2 separate regions of the Homo sapiens genome follow, and region 1 is linked to region 2. A link is a contact called in ENCODE Hi-C data. All regions are on one chromosome and are shown on one strand. The core of a region is the stretch at or near the end of the contact, and the rest is flanking DNA. Distances in the headings are between cores, read along the strand shown. Region 1 holds the start of AMER1 (APC membrane recruitment protein 1). Region 2 holds the start of ZXDB (zinc finger X-linked duplicated B).

The links. A loop is a pair of places that touch in the nucleus more often than their neighbours do. Pooled maps may share reads with other maps.
Region 1: a pooled map shows a loop between it and region 2 (11-fold over the local background). The contact joins the promoter of AMER1 here to the promoter of ZXDB in region 2. A Hi-C loop is called at or near these places in 6 of 50 pooled maps.

The regions. Positions count from the first base shown.
Region 1 is chrX:64,201,260-64,207,907 of GRCh38, forward strand. It overlaps AMER1 (APC membrane recruitment protein 1), which reads right to left and starts at 4,449. Exons shown (of 2, transcript NM_152424.4): 1 at 4,311-4,449. It overlaps LOC112268307, which reads left to right and starts at 4,687. Exons shown (of 4, transcript XM_047442706.1): 1 at 4,687-4,825; 2 at 5,723-5,781. The coding sequence starts at 4,760. RefSeq lists silencers at 3,556-3,615, 4,596-4,695 and an enhancer at 4,826-4,985.
Region 2 is chrX:57,589,145-57,595,541 of GRCh38, forward strand. ZXDB (zinc finger X-linked duplicated B) reads left to right here and starts at 2,867. Exons shown (of 1, transcript NM_007157.4): 1 at 2,867-6,397. The coding sequence starts at 2,905. The coding sequence ends at 5,316. RefSeq lists silencers at 3,205-3,494, 3,555-3,744.

The DNA of each region.
Region 1 (6,648 bases), core at 3,199-5,698, 6.6 Mb after region 2:
CTAGAAATACACTTACACACGCACAGGTTTGAAAAATAAGACGAAGCAGAGGAGATGGAAGACTCTGAGATTATTTAATTCAGAGAACAGAAGTTGGGGGTGCAGAGAGAGTTTAATGCCTATGAAATCTCCAATAGATCGTTAAGCAGAAGAGCAATGGTGGCCAGCTGCTCGCAACTCCTTCCCCCAACACACACACACACACACACACACACACACACACACACACACAAGGTTTAACTATAGCATGACAGGCTCAGATTATCCCTGAGAAAGAACTGGGCAATGAGGCAGGTGACCCAGGAATGAGTGACACAGAAAGGCTATGAAATATTGCCTCAGGGGCTTAACCCTTTATCACCCACTGTATCTGCCCAGACAGGATTCAGGTAGGGAAATTGAAATAACATTGGACATTCTCTCTTCTAGCCTCAGATAGCCTATCTGTTAAGCAAGGGGGCTGGAAACCCCTTCTCCCTCTTGGTTCTACCTGCCAGGCTTGCTACTGTTTCCTAGTGGAGCAGAGTTGTTTCTTCCATACACACTATCTACGAGTGGAGATGTAACAGTTCTTCAGGAAATTTCGTGTTTCTTTGAGACAGGGTCTTGCTCTGCTGCCCAGCCTGGAGTGCAGTGGCATGATCATGGCTCACTGCAGCCTTGATGTCTCAGGCCCAAGAGAGGCTCCTGCCTCAGCCTTCCAAGTAGCTGGGACTACAGGTGCAAACCACCACACCTGGCTAAATTTTTGTATTTTTTGTAGAGATGAGGTTTTGCCATGTTGCCCGAGCTGGTCTCGAACTCCTGGGGTCAAGTGATCCACCCGGCTAGGCCTCCCAAAGTGCTGGAATTGCAGGTGTGAGCCACCAGGCCCAGCCCTTAAGGAATTTTTAATACCTCCACTATGCTAGGAGGGGATCATTAGACTGCCAAATTCTTCCAACTACCTCCTCTCCTTTTGAAATTTTCAGTCCCAGCAAAGCTATAGGCCAAGACCAAGAGGCAAAAGAGACATTAAACGAGTGAGAGGCTCCCCTTATGAAGTTCCCAAGTTAACTCAGCCCCCCTTTCCTCTTAGGGAATGAGGGAGGTAAGATGAGGGGGATGGTTAATGAAATCTACATTGATTGGAGGCTGCTGGTTCCATGGAACATAGTGGAAAGAGCCACTGCACGGGAAGCAGGAGCCTATCCTTAAATAGCTGTGTGACCTTAAGCGAGCCCCTGTTGCTTTCCAAGGCTAAGGATTCTCATCTGTAAGCATAGCAGTTCAAACTGGTGCTCCCCAAGGACTGCCCATCTGAGAGGAAGGTGTTCAGCAGAGGCCTGGGGAACACTTCTCAGCCCCACTTCCCACCTCTTCCTGCCCTTTCCCCTGCAATGCCAAAGGGAGGCTGACATAGTAAAACTTTCCTTTGGAGGTAGCCTGCCCGCAGCTCTACTTCCAGATCCAAAGGTGACCTCTTAACTGGCTGACTTTGCAGCATGCTTCTGATCCCTTTCTAAGACCCCATTCTAAAACTCATTCAAAAACCTTGTTTTTATTACTGCTTAGTTACATACAAAAATAGCAACTCCCTGTCAATTCCCTACTCTTTGATGCCGCCTTCCCCTAAAAGGATCAGATTTCCATTCCACAGCCTGGCATCCGGGAAACCCCATCACTGAGCCTCAATCTCTTCTCTACCTCTGAGCCACACCATCTCAACCAGAATAGACTCATTCACTCCCTTCACCCTGCCTGTCAATCACTTTCTCCCCTCCCATTCCTGGGTCTGCTTATGCTTTGCCTACTAAACCCCTCTACTTTCTGGCAGCTTCCATGGATGATCCCCCTGCTTATACAGATCTTTCATCTCTCTCCAAGTAGTTTGTCTCTTGGCTCATGAATCAGCAACCAAAGATATGCATGGTCTGGGATCTGAGCATTCCAAATCCTGGGCCTGTTGTTGGGGGAAGATATATCATGATTTTTTTCTTGTAGTTGCAATCATCCCCCTTCTAATCCATCCTCATTAGGCACACTCAATACATATCTGAGCCTTGAGTATCATTTCTCTAGCCACTTTCATATGAATCAGGACAAGCGCAAGTTGGAAAGGTAAAGGTCTTCTGGAAAACTCTACAAAGAAAGCAAGTCCTTCCGGAACAATCATTAACTGCTCTGCACTGCTTGGCTTTGAGAGGGTTGTGGCTGAGGTCCAGGTTTTATTTACTCCTCCAAAGGGTTCTGAGAGAACCCAGACATCCATGATATCAGACAAAACAGAGGCAGGCCAACTTAATTATAGTCTGCATCCTATTATAATTTAAGCCTGAATATGCCCAGGAGAAGTAGGCAGCCCTGGAGGAGTTCTGAGAAGAAAGAAGTCACCATGGGTGGGCAAGAGCCAGGCAGAAAGGCACCAAGGAAAAGGAAGGCCCAGAACTGAGGTTTGAGAAGGAAGAAGATTTGGACAGGTGTAGGCTGAGTGGGTTTGGGTGTGGGGAAGGGAGTTACATAGAGCAGATACATTAGGTGCCTGCTGGCCTGAGACAAGGCAGAGGGCAGGTCCAGCCCTGGGCTAGAGATGCCCAGCTGCAAGTAGAGGTTTGTGTTGGGGCCTAATCAAGGTGGGAGGAGGTGACTGTAGTGTGATATCTGTGGTCCTGGCTCCTGTCATAAAGGTCCAGAGCTAGCCTTCCCCCAAGTGAGGAATTTACTGGGTCTCGTTGCCCCTCCTCAAAGTGCCCAAGCTTTGCCTGGGCCCTGCAGCCCACAGGGCTCTCCACACCAGAGGTTAATCAAAGGTCCAAGAGCTTACCAAGCCCCCAGTGGCTTCCTCTGTCCTATTCCTCAAAAAGGCCTAGAGAGCCCACTGCCAGAGGTGCACCATGGTGCAGTGACTGTGCAGTGGGTGGTGCCGAATGAGGGGAGCCACACTGGGGGAGGGGGCTCTGCTGGAATCCCGGTGGGGCAGGCAGTCCAACAGTGCAGTGCCCTCTGCCTTGCCCATGCCCACGCCGCTGCAGCAGGCAGGCAGAGCCGCAGAGGAAGATGTTTGTGTGTGGAACAAGGCTCGCCTTGACCCCGCGGCCCTTGCCGAAAGCAGCCTGGCCAAACGGAGACCAGCTCTGCGGGGCCAGTCCAGCTGCCGCCTAGGCGCTTGGGCTGTGACGCATGTAGCGGGCACAGCCCCTCACCACCGGGGGAGCCAAGCAAAGTCCAGCGTTCGGGCGGTCACCAGTGTCAGAAGTGTCTCCAGCAGACAATGACAGGGGCCTGGCGGGCTGGGTATGTTAAGTAACTGCGAAGTTGGAGGGTTTGGCCACCTCGCTAGCTCTCCTGTACACAGAGATGGTATGATACGTTCCGTACTACAATGAGGGCTCCTTCGGCCTCTGGCAAGGAAATGCCCCCCAAACACCGTGCCTATTGCTATTTTTAAACGGGAGGCTGGAGAGGAAAACGCGGCCAGTATCCTCCAAGGGAAAAGGAGGTGAGGCGAGGCGAGGCGGGAGACAAAGCGGCCTTGCAGCTCTAACTCAAGGACTAGCTTGCGCCGCTGCTCTAACCCAAGGACCAGCAAGAGCCCGGCTGCCAGCCAGCCTGCCCGACCGCGGGGGCGGGCGCCAGATGCGCCCGGAGGCCCAGGAGGAGGGGCGCGGCTAGTTGGGGCCACAAGGCCAAGGTTCTGAAGGGAAGTGTGCGACTGAGCTCAGCCCACAGGCCCAACTGAGCTCCTCTGGGGAGGGGGCAGTCTGTGGATGTCCCAATCCACGCCAAAGCCGGTCTCCGTCGGGCCCAAGCCAGCACGCCAGCTTGAGTCCGCAGAAAGGAGGGAGAGGCTGGAGATGCACAGGGGAGGGGAGGGGCGGCAGCCAGGCAGCCGGAGAGAGGGGTGAGCGGTACCCGCGTTACACAGCTGTTCCAGCAAATGTGCTACAACAAAGCTGCAGAGCTCCTGGCCTACAAATGCATGGCTTGGGGTGCTGGCTGGCGGCGCCCTTCCCGGGACTGTGCGGCAGCACGTGCGGGCCCATCCCCGCCCCCCCGAAAGCCGGGAGGCTTGGCCCAGGCTAGCCTGCCTTCCTACCCGCCCTCCCCAACCCCCCTCCCCCCAGCCGTGGTCGCTTGTGCCCAGGGGACTCAAGGCCGCTCTGCCTCTCCACCCGACAGTCCGCAAAGCGGGTTCCAAAGGAGAGGGGCGAGCGACCGGGACTCCGACCCGCCTAGTCCTTAGTGCCCTCCTCCAGTCCGTAGGAGCAGAGCACGCGGGAATGCACCCGACCGCGGGCAGGCGGAGGCTCCTGGCTGTACGCAACGCTTACCCAGCCCGGTCAGGTTCCTAGCCCGGTTATTGTCCGCTGAGCCGCCCTGGGCCGGGCTGCAGCCTCGGCTGCCACGGCTGAGAGCGCCGCCACCGCAGCTGCTGCCGCCGTCGCCGCGGCTCCAGTCACCTCCAGCACTGACTCCCCTTCCCCAGGCTTTGGGTAGCTCCCCCATACCCCCTCCCCCAGTACTCCAAGGCCACCGGGTGGGGCATCTGCGTCCTGATTGGCAGGCATATGGCCCAATCGCTATGGTGGGAAGGCGTGCCCCGGCCCGCCCACTGTTTTCCTTGGTGCGTTTCTCTTTAAATGCAAATAAGTGCAGGCGTGGTGTTGGCAGGGGGCGGAGAGGGTGCGGAACCACTGGCTGGGGCTCCCCACTCCCGCCCCCACGCCGGGCTGGTAGTGGCGTGGCTACACCGTGGCCTCAAGGAGCCAGTCCTGCCCGGATGGGGCTCGCCGGATCGGTTTCGGTTTTCACGCACTCCCATTTCTGTGGCCGCTGTGCATTCGCGGTACTGTGCCCTGGCCGCCACCAGGACGTTTATTCCTGAGCTAGAGGCCGGCGGGGAGTAACGAGGCAGAGAGGTTGAGGAATCTGGGAAGACTGCAGAAACCTAAGGGCCGGCCTATCCTTAGTCGTAGAGACAAGGCCCTGCGGATCGCGCCGCCAGGCCACCCAGAGGAGGGACTCACCTGCCAGGAAAGCTAGCTGCAGCGCCTGCGCCCTAACTTCGTCCGCCTCTCTGGCACACCAGTGCCCTTAGAGACCATAGAGGCCAACTTCCACCCGTTACCGACGGGCCCTCTGCTGCCCAGAGTGGGGAAAGTCCCTCCCCACAGTTACCCAGCCTGCCGGCGACAAGGGCCAATTTGGAATCCAGAGCCCCGGGCTCCCTTTCCAGGATTGCTTTCACTTTTCTTCTCTGAGATGATACCTGTTTCCATAGTTTGACCCTCACCCAAATTTCGCACCTTCTATGGAATGTGGAGGGAATCCCCAAGGTCTCCAGAGTCCCCCTTCCCCCATCCTTTGTGAGCCTGGCTTTCGGCAGGCCTTTTTCCTTGAAAAGTCTAAATATTGAGAGGAAAATCTTGTCTGGGCCCAAACCGGAGGTCAGGCTGAGGACAAAGTGAGGAGGCCTGTACCAGCCTTGTCTGCTACTGTGTGTGGGATGTGGCAGGGAGCCCGGCGAACTTGGGTCTCTAGCCTAAGGACATTAAGTGGCATCAGTGGCTGCCAGGGCCAGGTGAGCTGAGGCAGCAAAGAATCTAGTTCCACCACTAGTTCAAGAATATCCAGAAGGCCCAGCCCTAAAACTCTGTGTGTGTCTAAAAAGGGAGGTGGGTGGATTAAAGCTGAGGATAGAGAGAAGGATTAGAGAACAATGCGTGCTATTTTTGCATTGCAGGAGTGTTCTCTGCTGCTTCTGGGTCCTGACAGTCTTGAAAAGATCCAGCTGCTGAACTGGTAAGAGGTGGACTGCTGCCTCTGCATGTGTAGAGCACAGGAACTGACATGGCTGCTAGGGATCTGACTCTAGCTCTACCTCAGACTTGCTGGACACCTTGGCCAATTCATTTTTTTCTCTGGGCCAGGGCATCACCCCACCTCCACAAGGAGAGGGTAAGCATCATCAGGCTCCCTTGATATCTTTGAGATCTGACAGTTCAACTCATTTTTTTCTATAATATTCCATGATCTTCCACGGAATATTATAGAAAATATAGATGTTCCATGACCTTCCATGGCATTCTATACATTGCCAACAAAAATCAATATTGAACATCAGACTCCCATCCTAGTACTGAGTCTAAATAAACGATGAGGAGTAGGGAGCTGCTGCTGGCTCATTATGCAACTTTTTTCCCATCTGGATGGCTGGACTATAAAAGTTTCCCTGGGGCTATGCTTTCCTGCTTTGCAAAGTCCTGATTCTCATTTGTGGGCCTGATTTGGAAGTTTATTTTCTTTTCCAGAATCTCCATTATAGACTTCCTCCCTACCTCGTGCCTCTGGTCACTGCCACTTGCTCACATTTCACTCAGAACCTTGATTCTTTGAATTAGACTAAGATTATGAGAAGGCAGTTTGCAAACCTGGGGTCCAGGGAAACAAAGGGCCAGAGCAGTCTCAGTTGTGGAAGCAGGGAGAGAGGAGGTGTGCAAAGTAGTCAGGTGGCAGGCTTGAAATAGTCCCAGGCACTATTGTGCTGCTCCTGTCACAGGGGCTAGTCTTCTATGCCTTCTGCCCAGCCACCAAACATTCTGTCACACCAGTCAGTTTTTGGAGTGACTAGTGTGGGAGGAACAATTCGTGAGAAATTGAGCTAAACCC
Region 2 (6,397 bases), core at 1,617-4,116:
AAATGGAATTGAAATGGGCCAAAAGTAGCCAAGACACTTTTGAAGAAAGATGTAGAATTTACTGCCTTATCCAAATATCAGAATTGACTATGGATCTGTAGTAATTAAGACAGTGTGATATTTCAAACAAATAGGGCCGAGCACTTAATAGCGAGTATAGGAACTAGCCCACATATGGGTAGATACTTGATTTATGGCACTGTAAATCAGTTGGCAAAAGGCAGACTTTTCAATAAGTGGTTCACTGAGAAAACTGGATATTCAAACAAATAAATAAATAAATAAATAAATGGAACCCCACTCAACACAATATACAAACATCAATTGCAGGTGGATTAAGACCTGACTGTGAAGGGCAATAGCATACGTATTTTGGAAGAAAATATAGAAAACGCTTTCATGGCCCAGGGTTTCTTAAAACAGAAAAGATTTCTTAAAACAGATTTCTTAAAACAAAAACACACTAACCATCAGGAAAAGAATGATGAATTTGACTATATTATAATTAAGATCTTCTGTTCACAAAACACAGCACAAAGCAATGGGAAATACAAACAGAACAAGGGAATATTTTGGCCACAGGTATGGACTAGTATTTAAAATATTTAACAGGCTCATTAAGTCAGTAAGTACTAGATGAACAATAGAATAGAAACATGGGTTAAAAGAGGTAAATTTGAATAGGCCTTCTTCGGAGTAGACACTCCAAAAGGCTCATAAACACGAAAATGTGCTAAAGCTTACTAGTAATTTGGGTATTGCCCACCAGTAGACTGGCAAAATTTAAATTCTGGCAATACTTGGTGTGGGTGAAGATGTGGAGCAGTAGGGGCTCTCTGTGCTGCTGGTGGGATTGACAGCTTGCCCAATCACTACAGAGAACAATTTGGCATCATCTAGTAAAGCTCAGGATATCCATACCCTATGGCCCTGTGATTCTATTCTTGGATATATACCCTAGAGAGATTTTTACACATGTGTCCCATGAGAAATGTGCAAGAATGTTCATAATAATCGCTGAAAAATAGAAGCAATCCTAATGTTCATCTGCTGTAGAATGGAGTGGTATAATCATACCATAATCACTTTGCTATAAGCATATGCTGGAACGACAGTCGATGGAGACAAAGGATCTACTTACTTATAACTATTATGAACAACATGGATGAGTCTCAAGTATAATACAGAGTGAAAGAAACAAGTTATAAAAGGAAACTTGCCGTATGATTCCATTTATACAACTTCGTATCAACTCTATTGTTTACGGATGCGTACAAAAGTGATAAAGCTATAAAGGAAAGCAGTGAAATGATTATTACAAAGTCAGGGCAATGACTATATTCATATAGGAGAGTGTGGGTTGTGATTGGGAGGAGTACAGCGGCTGTATTCTGGAAGGCTGGCAGTGGTCTATTGCTTGACCTTGGTCCTGGTTACACAGGTGTCTGCTTTTGTAAAATAATCTAAACGATACAAATATGTTTTATGCACTCTTCTATACCTCAGATTTGAAAAATGCTTCCACCAGAAAAAGTAATAGAAAGAAAAGTATGTGGAGTAGACATTTTGATGAGGTTCAAATAGTTATGGATGAATAGCTTGATTTTCAAGAGACCAAGTGTCCACTGTCATTAAAAGAGGGCGAGAGAGCTGGGAGTATTTAAACAACAGGTTACACCCCGCTCCCCCACCACCACCAATCTAGTCATTACTCTAAGCTTTCTTATCTCAGATATTTCACCCTATATTTGTGTCAATTCCCAACTCAGTCGTAACGGACAAAATGAAGGATTGTCATCATCATTAATAAGATCATTAGGCACCACAGGCCCAGCAAGCCTGGGCCACCACACTTAAATGTGAACAGGTACACCAGGTTGATTGGACAAGATCGTCTGTGCCTTTTACTTGGCAGAATCCATTGCAGTGACTCAGGATTTAACCTAAACACATTTAACTGAAACTCCTGCCCAGAGACCTCCACGTGCTGGAGAAGGCAGAGTAAACTGAGGAATGAATGCCCTCATTGTGCTGTGAGAGCAGACATGAAATTTATCACAGTACAACCGATGGTGGAAGGGCAAAAGTTGGTTTAGGTTGTGCACTGTATAGGGAGAAGCCAGGAGAAGGTTGGGTTTTTTCCAGATTTCAGTGTAAATTGTTTCATCCTCCAGACTTTGAATTTCTAGGCTGAAGAGTGCTAACCTGTTTTGGCCGCATCTCTCACTCATTCTAATGTCTGTATCAGCAAGACAAAATTTGAACTATGCGGCAAATTGTACCGAAGACTTTGCTCAAGATAATTGTGAATATGGAAGTTGTCCCGCGGGGAGGTGGGAAGGGGAAGGACATTTTCAGCAGAACTGCCAGCGCTATGGTGGTTTAATGCTGACACAGAGACAGTTTTTTCTCTCAGGAATTGTCTTTCATCCATCAGTCCAGCCAGCCAGCCAGCCAGCAAATTTTAACACACAGAAAGTACGAAGCAACATATCTAACACTGGGAGGGGCTGGGGTGTGTTTATTTGGGTATATACAATGAGTCATGGATTAAAATTGCTTCCAGCGGATAGATACCTAGGTGTTCCACAGCATTACTGAACAAGCTGTCGTCATTTCCCCATTACCTCAGAAGACCCCCTTAATTACTTACTTATATTAACTGTAGAACGTATTTATGCATACCAGGCTCTACCTCTGGGCTTTCTATTCTGTTCCAGAGACCCAGTACCAGAATATTTAAATCACTGTGGCGTTAAATACGTTTTAATATCTGATAGGGCCAGTTTCTGCGCATTGCACATTTTTTTTTCCCCTTTCAGGAACGTGTTCAGGCCCGCGGCAGGGGGCGGGATCGCGCCTCCTCCTCGGCTCTGGTTCCAGCCGAGCCTCTCGGACGCAGAGATGGAAATCCCGAAGCTGCTCCCGGCTCGCGGGACACTACAGGGCGGCGGCGGCGGCGGTATCCCCGCGGGTGGCGGCCGAGTCCACCGAGGCCCTGACTCGCCGGCTGGCCAGGTCCCCACGCGCCGCCTCCTGCTGCTCCGGGGCCCCCAAGATGGCGGGCCCGGGCGGCGGCGCGAGGAGGCCAGCACGGCATCACGGGGCCCTGGCCCAAGCCTGTTGGCGCCGAGGACCGATCAACCTAGCGGCGGCGGCGGCGGCGGCGGCGACGACTTCTTCCTGGTGCTGCTTGACCCGGTGGGTGGCGACGTGGAGACCGCGGGCTCCGGTCAGGCCGCAGGGCCTGTGTTGAGGGAGGAGGCCGAGGAGGGCCCGGGGCTCCAGGGGGGCGAGAGCGGCGCGAATCCCGCGGGGCCCACTGCGCTAGGCCCCCGCTGCCTGTCCGCGGTTCCCACTCCGGCCCCGATCTCCGCCCCCGGCCCCGCCGCGGCCTTCGCGGGCACAGTCACTATCCACAACCAGGACCTGCTGTTGCGCTTTGAGAACGGCGTCCTCACCCTGGCCACGCCCCCACCACACGCCTGGGAGCCAGGGGCCGCTCCTGCCCAGCAGCCCGGGTGTCTGATCGCCCCGCAAGCTGGGTTCCCGCATGCCGCGCACCCGGGTGACTGCCCAGAGCTGCCGCCAGACCTCCTGCTAGCTGAGCCGGCCGAACCCGCGCCAGCTCCGGCGCCTGAGGAGGAGGCGGAGGGCCCGGCCGCCGCCCTGGGCCCCCGCGGACCGCTGGGCTCCGGCCCAGGCGTGGTGCTGTACTTGTGCCCCGAGGCGCAGTGCGGGCAAACCTTCGCCAAGAAGCACCAGCTGAAGGTGCACCTGCTGACGCACAGCAGCAGCCAGGGCCAGAGGCCCTTCAAATGCCCCCTGGGTGGCTGCGGCTGGACCTTCACCACCTCTTACAAGCTCAAGAGGCACCTGCAGTCGCACGACAAACTGCGGCCCTTTGGCTGCCCGGCAGAGGGCTGTGGCAAGAGCTTCACCACAGTGTACAACCTCAAGGCGCACATGAAGGGCCATGAGCAGGAGAACTCATTCAAATGCGAGGTGTGCGAGGAGAGCTTCCCCACGCAGGCCAAACTCAGCGCCCACCAGCGCAGCCACTTCGAACCGGAGAGGCCTTACCAGTGCGCGTTTTCTGGCTGCAAGAAGACATTTATCACAGTGAGTGCTCTGTTTTCCCATAACCGCGCCCATTTCAGGGAACAGGAACTGTTTTCCTGCTCTTTTCCTGGCTGCAGCAAACAATATGACAAGGCTTGTAGGCTGAAAATTCACCTGCGGAGTCACACCGGCGAGAGACCTTTCCTTTGTGACTTTGATGGCTGTGGCTGGAACTTCACTAGCATGTCCAAACTCTTAAGGCACAAAAGAAAGCACGACGATGACCGGAGGTTCATGTGCCCTGTGGAAGGCTGTGGGAAATCTTTCACGAGGGCGGAACATCTGAAAGGCCACAGCATAACCCACCTGGGCACAAAGCCTTTCGTGTGTCCTGTGGCAGGCTGCTGTGCCAGGTTCTCTGCTCGCAGTAGCCTCTACATTCACTCCAAGAAACACCTGCAGGATGTGGACACTTGGAAAAGCCGTTGCCCGATCTCCTCTTGTAATAAACTCTTCACATCCAAGCACAGCATGAAGACGCACATGGTTAAAAGGCATAAGGTGGGCCAGGATCTCTTAGCTCAGCTAGAAGCAGCAAATTCTCTCACACCCAGCAGTGAACTTACCAGCCAGAGACAGAATGATCTCAGTGATGCAGAGATAGTGTCTCTCTTCTCTGATGTACCTGACAGTACTTCTGCTGCATTGCTGGACACAGCATTGGTGAACTCTGGAATCTTGACTATTGATGTGGCTTCTGTGAGCTCGACTCTGGCAGGGCACCTCCCTGCTAATAATAATAATTCCGTAGGGCAGGCTGTGGACCCTCCGTCCTTGATGGCCACCAGCGACCCTCCTCAAAGTCTGGATACCTCTCTCTTTTTTGGAACGGCGGCCACTGGTTTTCAGCAGAGCTCCTTAAATATGGATGAGGTCTCAAGTGTAAGTGTGGGGCCATTGGGATCTCTGGACTCTTTGGCCATGAAAAACTCCAGTCCAGAGCCTCAGGCTTTGACACCCAGCAGTAAGCTAACAGTGGACACAGATGCTCTGACTCCTTCGAGCACCCTTTGTGAAAACAGTGTCTCAGAACTACTGACACCAACCAAAGCGGAGTGGAACGTACATCCTGACTCTGACTTCTTTGGACAGGAGGGAGAAACCCAGTTTGGATTCCCCAATGCAGCAGGAAACCATGGTTCTCAGAAAGAAACAGATCTTATCACTGTGACTGGCAGCTCATTTTTGGTATGAACCAACTCTATTCATTCCTCATCATGTGGCTTACTTTTATTACAGTCAATTTTGAGGATATTCTGGACTAAATATTTAAGTGCAGTCATTTCTTTTTGGTTTGCAAAAAGAGCACAGCCCTGGACTACAAGTTTGGAGATTTAAATTCTGATCTTGAGTTTGGAACTGACAAGTTGTGTGACCCTGAGCAAGTCAGTTAACCTATCTGAGCCTTAATTTCCTTATTTATAAATTGAGGTGGTTTGAATAGATTGCTTTTAAGGTCTTTCTGCTCTGTGATTCCTTGATAATACATTTCTTTCCTTGAAAAATATGAGGACGTTTTTCAGTGATGTGGCATGCGTTTTTTTTTAACTGCCCCCCCAGCCCTGACATGTTCTTTTTTTGGCAAACATACATAATGTTACATCATACTATGATGAACATCCATGTACTTTTCACTCAATTTCAGCAATTATGAATCCATGAACAATCTTTTTTAACTTAGCCTCACTCACTCCCCATGTTCTAGTATTATTTTGTAACAAATAGCAGACATCTGATCATTTTATCCATAAATATTCTTTATATATCTCTGAAAGCTATGGGATGATATGGAAAAAAATGATAATTCCATTATCGCAAGTGATATTTACAGTAATTCTTTAATATCAGTAAATATCCAGTGAGGGTTCAAACTTCCAATTGCCTCATAAATGCTACTTGTTTTATTATTTTTAATTAGTAGAATCCCGTAAATCTCCTAAGTGTCTTCTTAATCCGTATGTTTCCCTTTCATCTTTCTTTTTTTCCTTGCGATTTTGTTTATGAAATGAGGTTGTTTCACATGTAGCATTTGCCACAATTTAAGTTTTGCTAATTGCATCCCTATGGTAATGTTTGCTTTCCTCTATCCTCTGTTTCTTTAATTTGCTAGTTATGTCTAGAGACTTGATGAGATTGAAACATGGCTTTTGGCATGAATGTTTCATAGGTTATGTTGTGTTCATTTAGTAGGTGGCGCATAATCTGTGGTTTTCTCTCTTTTTGTGGTATTAGCAGCTGCTGCAGATAAATGCATTAATTCATGATGCTTCTGATA